Linked DNA regions of Homo sapiens: region 2 is linked to region 1. Evidence: chromatin contacts called from ENCODE Hi-C or POLR2A ChIA-PET data. All regions are on one chromosome and are shown on one strand. Each heading gives the region's core, a stretch centred on a gene start or an enhancer-like site at or near the end of the contact. The rest is flanking DNA. Distances are from core to core; before and after follow the strand shown. Region 1 has its middle 70 kb from the start of FOXK1. Region 2 overlaps AP5Z1 (adaptor related protein complex 5 subunit zeta 1).

Region 1 (4,044 bases), core at 548-3,047:
GAGCTATGATTGCACCACTGCACTCCAGCCTGGGCCACAAAGCCAGACCCTGTCTCAAAAAAATAAAAAAGAAGGCTATTCTGGGAACAGGCTTGTCTGCTGGTGGGTGCCGTCCTGATGTTGGCCATCCTAGACAGTGCATCTCGAGTTCCAAGCTACGGATGTGGGCATGAGCCCTGGAGTGTGGCCTGTGTCTGTCTGTGAACTGAAATAAAACATTGCAACCCGAGTCATAGCCAATCCTGGAAATGATGATGACTGCTTGCAAACACGTTGCAAGCCTCTTGCTTGTGCTTGCAGAAACTTGATACACAGGCCTGTGTGCGGGAGGCGGGAGGCCCGGGCCATTTGGGTCTCCCGTTTCTGAATCTGAAAAATGCTAGAATCCATTTTCCCCTCGGTTTTAGGTCAGGTTCCCCAGAAGCAAACTCTGTGGTAAGGAATTGTGTGCAAGCCACGTAGGAATGCCGTGGTCCCGGGAGGTCTGGAAGGGAGTAGGAGGAGGGGACCCAGGAGCCAAGCCAGAGTAAGGTCCTTTGGCAAAATCCCCCTGGGGTGGCTTTGGCCCAATCCTGCAGGAAGGCACTGCAGCGTAAGTTATGCCCCAGGGTCTGTCCAGACTCAGGCAAAGGGAGCGGGGCTTTCACTTTCTGGAATCTGCTCGCCATTGGCTAAGAGCTGGCTGGGGGGACAGGAACCCCAGGCACCTCTCAATTTCTGCTTGCATAGGCAGAACAGCTCCACAGGGGCCGAGTGTGAGAGACAAAGCACCCGGGAGCAAGGGGAGGAGGAAAAGAGTCGTGAGATCTGCAGGGAGCTCAGATGGTCTCTGCACAGTCATTCTCACCGGCACTTGTGGACATCGAGTCTACGATAACTTCATAGTCTCTCCTGCCTGTGCTCAGGACTCCTCGATGTCTCCATTTCTGAACTGGTGGGGGGTTGGAGGGCTGCTCTTCCTGCTGGAATCATAAATCAACATTGTCAGGTGCCAACGTGATGATAAATTGTTGGATGATATGCTGATAACGCATAGCGTTTTCATTTCCTCGGAAAAACAAGGCCAAAGACACTTTCGAATTGCAAATGCCAGCCCCGTTACAGGGGCGGCTGCAAGGAAGGATTTCTGGTCAGCAGATATGGGAAGTCGGCCCGAGAACACAGGCAAAGGAAGTGGGTTTCCTCTGCAGGAATGCAAAGTCACCAACTCCAGGCAGTCCTGGAATGAACCTTACACCTAGAGGCGGCGATGCTTGAATGCGGTGGTTTTCTCTCCCTGCCCTCTTCCTTCTTTCTGTCTAACACACACATATGTAATTGTCTTTTGAGATGTGTATTGGAGTATAGCATGTAGACAGAAAAACGTGCAAAGCAGGACTGTGAAAGGATGAAAGTGAACTCACCCACGTGCCTACCGCTCAGGTCAAGAAACAGAACCTCCCTAGCCCCTTAGAACAGCAGTCCCTAAGCTTTTTGGAACCAGGGACCAGTTTCGTGGAAGATAATTTCTCCGTGGGCCCGGGTCGGGGAGATGGTTTTGAGATGATTCAAGCAGATTACATTTATTGTGCATTATATTTCTATTATTATTACATTATAACATAGAATGAAATAATTCTACAACTTTCATAATGTAGAATCAGTGGGAACCCTGAGCCTGTTTTCCTGCAACTAGAGGGTCCTGTCTGGGGGCGATGAGAGACAGTGGCAGATCATCAGGCATTAGATTCTCATAAGGAGCAAACAACCTAGATCCCTCGCATGCGCGGTTCACAATAGGGTTTGCGCAGTTGATCTGACAGGAGACGGAGCTCAGGCGGTAATGCGAGCGATGGGGAGTGGCTGTAAATACAGATGAAACTTCACCTTCCTGCCCGCTGCTCACTTCCTGCTGAACCTCCCGGTTCCTAACAGGCCAAGAAGTGGTACTGGTACCAGGAGTTGCCTTAGCACGTTCCCTTGTGTCTATTTTTTTTTTTTTGAGATGGAGTCTCACTCTATTGCCCAGTCTGGAGTGCCGTGGTATGATCTTGGCTCACTGCAGCCTCCACTTCCTGGGTTCAAGCGATTCTCTTGCCTCAGCCTCCTGCGTAGCTGGGATTACAGGCGTGTGTTACGATGCCCGGCTAATTTTTTTTTTTTTTTAATTTTTAGTAGAGACGGGGTTTTGCCACGTTGGCCAGGCTGGTCTCGAACTCCTGACTTGCCTCAACCTCTCAAAGTGCTGGGATTACAGGTGTGAGCCCCTGTGCCTGGCCCCTTGTGTCTCTTTTCAGCCACTACCCATTTACCTCTAAGGGAAACTGCTATCGCAACATCAAACACCAGAGATTAGCTTTGCCTGCTGTTTACGCTTTATGGAAACAAAATCACATGGGATGTTCTCTTCACTGACTTAAGGTGACTTTTATGAGATTTGTCCTCATATATTACTATGCATAGTAGCAGTTGGTGCGTTTGCACAGCGGAATATATTTCCCATGTGAATATAGCACAAGTTACCCTTTCCGTTACTGATGGACAGTGGAGCTCATTGCAGTGTGGGCCATTGCAGACAGTGTGCCTATGAATGGTCTGGAACATGTTTTGGGTACACCCGGTATGGGTGCTGCTGGATATACACCGAGTGGAATTGCTGGGTCATGAATGTTTGTATGTTCAACTTGATTAAGGGCTGCCGAAAAGTTCCGAATGGAGGTGTACCTACTTAACCTCTACCAGCAATGTAGGGACCCCGGTTCCTCTCCAACCTCACCAATGCTTGCTATTTGGAACTTCCATTTTTATAACTCAAAAGAGTAGGATCATTAATTTCAATACTCCCCACCTTCAGGGCTGCTGCTACGTTTACAAATTTTTTATTTTTTTTGAGACAGGGTCTTGCTCTGTTGTCCAGGCTGTAGTGCAGTGGCGTGATCATAGCTTACTGCAGCCTCCACCTCCTAGACTCAAGTGATTCTCCTGCCTCAGCCTTTCAAGTAGCAGGGACCACAGGTATGCAATACCATGCCTGGCTAATTTTTAAAATTTTTTTAGAGACAGGGTCTTACTATGTTGCCCAGGCTGGTCTTGAACTCCTGAGCTGAAGTGATCTTCCTTCCTCGTACTCCCAAAGTGCTGGGATTACAGGTGTGAGCCACCACACCTGGCCTGCTGTTAATTCTTGTAACACCTTTGTGTGGATTAAAGAAGGACAGATTATTCCAACTGCTGAACATTTTTGTGACGTGCCATGGAGCATGACATGTGACTGCCCTCTGCTGGAAAACTGGGGAAATTCTTAGTACAAATCTTAGATGCCTAAGAGGACACCTCTTAGGTGTGGTGCCCTTGGGCAGTGCACACTCTAGACGACCATGCATGGTGACCCTGGCTGTTCTCTACTCTTGTCAACACATACTGGAGGTAACGGCGAGGACTGCGGTGGAGGAAGCCCAGTGAAAGTTCACAAAATGGTGGTCCAGGGTTGAATCTGGCCTGCAGTTATGTTTTATTTGACTCACAGTGTTAACAAAAAATATTGGGCCAACATTTTAAAACTAGAGGATGGTGGTTGCCTAAAAACACAGAAAAATTGGCCGGGTGCCGTGGCTCACTCCTGTAATCCCAGCACTTTGGGAGGCCGAGGCGGGCAGATCACCAGAGGTCAGGAGTTCGAGACCTACCTCAACATGGAGAAACACCGTCTCTACTAAAAATACAAAATTAGCCGGGCGTGGTGGTGCATGCCTGTAATCCCAGCTACTCAGGAGGCTGAGGCAGGAGAATTGCTTGAACCTGGGAGGTGGAGGTTGCAGTGAGCCGAGACCGTGTCATTGGACTCCAGCCTGGGCAACAAGTAAGAAATTCCATCTCATAAAAAAAAAAGAAAAAAAAAAAAAAGAAAAATCAGAAAAACCAGAGGCAGAACTAAAGAAATTGGGCCGCCATCCCCAAATTTATATATGTATATAAAATATATATTTTATAATTTTAATTTTTTGAGACAGGGTCTTGCTCTGTCAGCCTGGAGTGTGGTGGCACGATCAGAGCTCACTGCAGCCT
Region 2 (4,189 bases), core at 1,651-4,150, 180 kb before region 1:
CCAGCTACTCAGGAGGCTGAGTCAGGAGAATCACTTGAACCTGGGAGGCGGAGGTTGCAGTGAGCTGAGATTGTGCCATTGTATTCCATCCAGCCTGGGTAACAGAGCAAGACTCTGTCTCAAAAAAAAAAAAAATAAATAAATAATAAAATTAGCTGGGGGTGGTGGCACACACCTGTAATCCCAGCTACTCAGGAGGCTGAGGCCGGAGAATTGCTTGAAACCAGGAGGTGGAGGTTGCAGTGAGCCGAGATTGCATCATTGCACTCCAGCCTGGGCAACAGGGCAAGACTCTGTCTCAAAAAAAAAAAAAAAAATGGCCACTCCAAAGGCAGAGCAGCAGCATGAGCGCTAGTGAGTATATTTAGAGTTATTTCTTGATTACATGCTAAACAAGGGGCGGATTATTCATGAGTTTTCTAGGAAAGGGATGAAGATTTCCTGGAACTGAGGGTCCTTCCCCTTTTTAGACTACATAGGTAACTTCCTGACGTTACCGTGGCATTTGGAAACTGTCACTGCGCTGGTGGGAGTGTCTTTTAGAATGCTAATGAATTATAATTAGCAACTAACGAGCAGCAAGGATGACTAGAGATCACTGTCGTTGCTGTCTTGGTTTTGGCCAGCTTCTCTACAGCATCCTATTTTATCAGGAGTGTCTTTGGGACCCGCATCTTGAACCTGTACCTTGTGCTGACCTCCTGTCTCATCCCGTGACTAAGAATGCCTGTCCTCCTGGGAATGCAGCCCCGCAGGTCTCAGCCTCGTTTTTACCCAGCCCCTATTTAAGACGCGGTTGCTGTGGCTCCCACGCCTCTGACCTGAGTCATGCAGTATGTGGCCTTGGGTCTGGATTCTTTTGTGTCCGGAATTGGTGGGTTCTTGGTCTCACTGACCTCAAGAATGAAGTCGCGGACCCTCGCGGTGAGTGTTACAGTTCTTAAAGGCTGCGTGTCCGCAGTTTGTTCTTTATGATGTTCGGATGTGTTCGGAGTTTCTTCCTTTTGGTGGGTTCGTGGTCTCGCTGGCTCAGGAGTGAAGCTGCAGACCTTCGCGGTGAGTGTTACAGCTCTTAAGGCGGCGCGTCTGGAGTTGTTCGTTCCTCCCAGTGGGTTCGTGGTCTTGCTGGCTTTAGGAGTGAAGCTGCAGATCTTTGCGATGAGTGTTATAGCTCATAAAGGCAGTGTGGACCCAAAGAGTGAGCAGCAGCAAGATTTATTGCAAAGAGCGAACAAACAAAGCATCCCGGTGTGGAAGGGGACCCGAGTGGGTTGTCACTGCTGGCTCGGGCAGCCTGCTTTTATTCTCATCTGGCCCCACCCACATCCTGCTGACTGGTAGAGCCGAGTGGTCTGTTTTGACAGGGTGCTGATTGGTGCGTTTACAATCCCTGAGCTAGACACAAAGGTTCTCCATGTCCCCACCAGATTAACTAGATACAGAGTGTTGACAAAAAGGTTTTCCAAGTCCCCACCAGAGTAGCTAGATACAGAGTGTCTATTGGTGCATTCACAAACCCTGAGCTAGACACAAGGTGCTGATTGGTGTGTTTACAAACCTTGAGCTAGATACAGAGTGCCAATTGGTTTATTTACAATCCCTTAGCTAGACATAAAGGTTCTCCAAGTCCCCACCAGACTCAGGAGCCCAGCTGGCTTTCACCCAGTGGATCCTGCACAGGGGCTGCAGGTAGAGCTGCCTGCCAGTCCCGTGCCCTGCTCCAAAGGCACTCCTCAGCCCTTGGGTGGTCGATGGGACTGGGTGCCCTGAGCAGGTGGCAACACTCGTTGGGGAGGCTCGGACTGCGCAGGAACCCACGGAGGGGAGGGGGGAGGCTCAGGCATGGCGGGCTGCAGGTCCCCAGCCCTGCCCCGCAGGAAGGCAGCTAAGGCCCAGTGAGAAATCGAGCACAGCAGCTGCTGGTCCAGGTGCTAAGCCCCTCACTGCCCAGGCTGGCGGGGCTAGCCGGCGGCTCCGAGTGCGGGGCCCACAGAGCCCACGCCCACCCGGAACTCGCGCTGGCCCGCAAGCACCGCGTGCAGCCCTGGTTCCCACCGCGCCTCTCCCTCCACACCTCCCCGCAAGCTGAGGGAGCCGGCTCCGGCCTTGGCCAGCCCTGAAAGGGGCTCCCACAGTGCAGTGGCGGGCTGAAGGGCTCCTCAAGTGCTGCCAAAGTGGGAGCCCAGGCAGAGGAGGCGCCAAGAGCGAGCGAGGGCTGTGAGGACTGCCAGCAGGCTGTCACTTCTCACTTTCACTTAGCATATAATGTTTCTAAGGTTTATCATCTTTTCTGTAAATCTGAAAAACTATTCTAAAATTTCAGTTTATTTAAAAAAAAAGTTGAGAGCTGGTGAGCTTTGCCCTTTTCCCAGCTGCCTCCTGGAGGCCACCTGAAGGTTGCTCCTCCCTGGGCTGGGGTCATGCCCTCCGAGGCCCTGTGGCCATGAGCTCCTCCTTGTCCCTTGGATGAGCGGGACGGCCCTTCAAGTCACACTCCCAGTCCTAAGCCGGGCGCTGCTGCACAGGCTGCGGACTTAGCACCAGCTGGCCTGGGCGGTGGCCCCACGAGTGCCTGGGAGCTGGGAGCCAGGACACCCCCGACGCCTTCAGGTCAGGGAAGCCCCGCCCCAGGGCAGGAGGGGAGCTGCGGACTCAGTGGGAGACTCATTCCGAGCCTAGGGGCAGCCCCACGCTCTCTGAGCTTCGGGATGAGCCCAGCAGCGCCCCCACACCCACTGCTGCAGGCGGGGTCGTGCACCGCACTGGGAAGTGATCCCGAGACCCGCGCACTGGCACGCACGCCTTGGTATGCACAGTTGTACACGTGCGCTGCTGTTTCCACGTGGAAACACAAACACAGTGCTGCCGACGGAAGCGCCTGCCAGCGCCAGCCTTTCCTGCGGCCCCGGCTCAGCGGCCCTGGGCTGTCATCGCAGGCCGCGGGGGACACCAGCCGTCCTGGAGCTCGGAACGCGACCCAAGGCCCAGGCTGTGGGGCAGGCGAGCGCTTCCTGGGCTGGAACCTGGCGGTGAGGACCCCGCGGTTCGGCTCGGGCATCTGGGGAGCTCCTGAGCCCGCACGGTGTCCCCTGCTCCGTTCCTTGCGCGTCACTCGCCCCCTCCATAGTCCTGAGGCTGGGCAAGGGGCAGGACCCTGCAGTCGCCTTCAGCCTGTGGTTTCTTAGTCGCAGAGCTATGGGGGATTGGGGGCGGGGCCGAGGCCGGAGGGGAGGTGGGCGGGGCCAGAGCAAAAGAGGAGACCGGGGGCGGAGCCAGAGTGGGGAGGGGGAAGAGTTTGAGCCTGGGGGCGGGGCGTGAGGCTCTCGGGGCGGCGGCGCCCCCTGGCGGCTGAGCCCGTCCCAGGCACCGGGCGGAACGTGCGACACAGCTGTGCCTTGGTAGTCCGGAGGGTGGGACCACAGGGCCCAGGAAGGTGGCGGGGCTGGGGCCGCACGCCCAGACACCTCCCCTTCGCGCGAATCCAGTGTTCTGAGCTCCACTCAGGTGGCTCCCTGGGGCCTTCCCTCCGAATGGCCAGAGGCCGCAGCCTGCATAGGCCATGGCGCTTGCAACCCTCCCCCGGTCCCCTTCATCTTCAGGCTATTCAAGGGCATCAAAAGGGGCATTGACAAGCGCACCACCCAGAGCGGTGACCACACCCGGGAACTCGCGCCGCTGCCTTCCGGGCTGTGCACAAATGACCTGGTTTCTGTAGCAGCAGTGGCACGCCGGGCTGAGCCTCCAGGACTGGCAGCAGCTGCCAGGGGTTCCCATCCCTGGTCCTCTCCCCAGGGTGCAGGGCAGGTAACGGAACTGATCGCGCACTCTTCATACAGACGCTTATTAAAGGAGATTTACTTTTACTGCAGCTCTTCTTGCCCATCAACTGTCCAAAAACAAAAGACTAGGAAACAGACCCAGCAGCCTCCACCCGACCCAGCCACAGGGCCTCAAGCCTCCAATCAGAGCCGCTCCATGGCACCCCTCAGCTCAGCTCAGTGTTGCCTGGGAGCAAAAGGCTCGGAGACAAAGCCCAGAGGGTGAGCAGGGGGGCCAGCCCCGCGTGTCTGTGAGGGTGCCAAGCCCACCGTGGGCCTTGCCTCCTCTCCCAGGACTCCCGCGCCCTCCTGAGCTCCTATCAGCCTGGCCTCAGTAGCAAGCTGGCTGCCCAGGCTCTTAATCTGCACCG

Evidence for each region. A loop is a pair of places that touch in the nucleus more often than their neighbours do. ChIA-PET counts read pairs that join two places held with the same protein, here RNA polymerase II (POLR2A). Pooled maps may share reads with other maps.
Region 2: a map with no recorded cell type shows a loop between it and region 1 (13-fold over the local background). The contact joins two enhancer-like sites. A Hi-C loop is called at or near these places in 2 of 37 single-sample maps with no recorded cell type and 7 of 50 pooled maps. POLR2A ChIA-PET finds 5 or more read pairs at or near these places in 1 of 52 experiments (WTC11).

Annotation. Positions count from the first base shown.
Region 1 is chr7:4,610,245-4,614,288 of GRCh38, reverse strand. No RefSeq gene overlaps it. Among named protein-coding and RNA genes, the nearest start is that of FOXK1, 70 kb to the left of the region's middle. Within about 2 kb of position 1,797, at least 15 of the 41 ENCODE cell types and tissues checked have a DNase peak (open chromatin) inside an H3K27ac peak, as active enhancers do.
Region 2 is chr7:4,791,407-4,795,595 of GRCh38, reverse strand. AP5Z1 (adaptor related protein complex 5 subunit zeta 1) reads right to left here. Exons shown (of 17, transcript NM_014855.3): 17 at 1,199-4,189. Among named protein-coding and RNA genes, the nearest start is that of MIR4656, 4.9 kb to the right of the region's middle. RefSeq lists enhancers at 1,994-2,668, 2,773-2,852 and a silencer at 3,243-3,362. Within about 2 kb of position 2,900, at least 10 of the 41 ENCODE cell types and tissues checked have a DNase peak (open chromatin) inside an H3K27ac peak, as active enhancers do.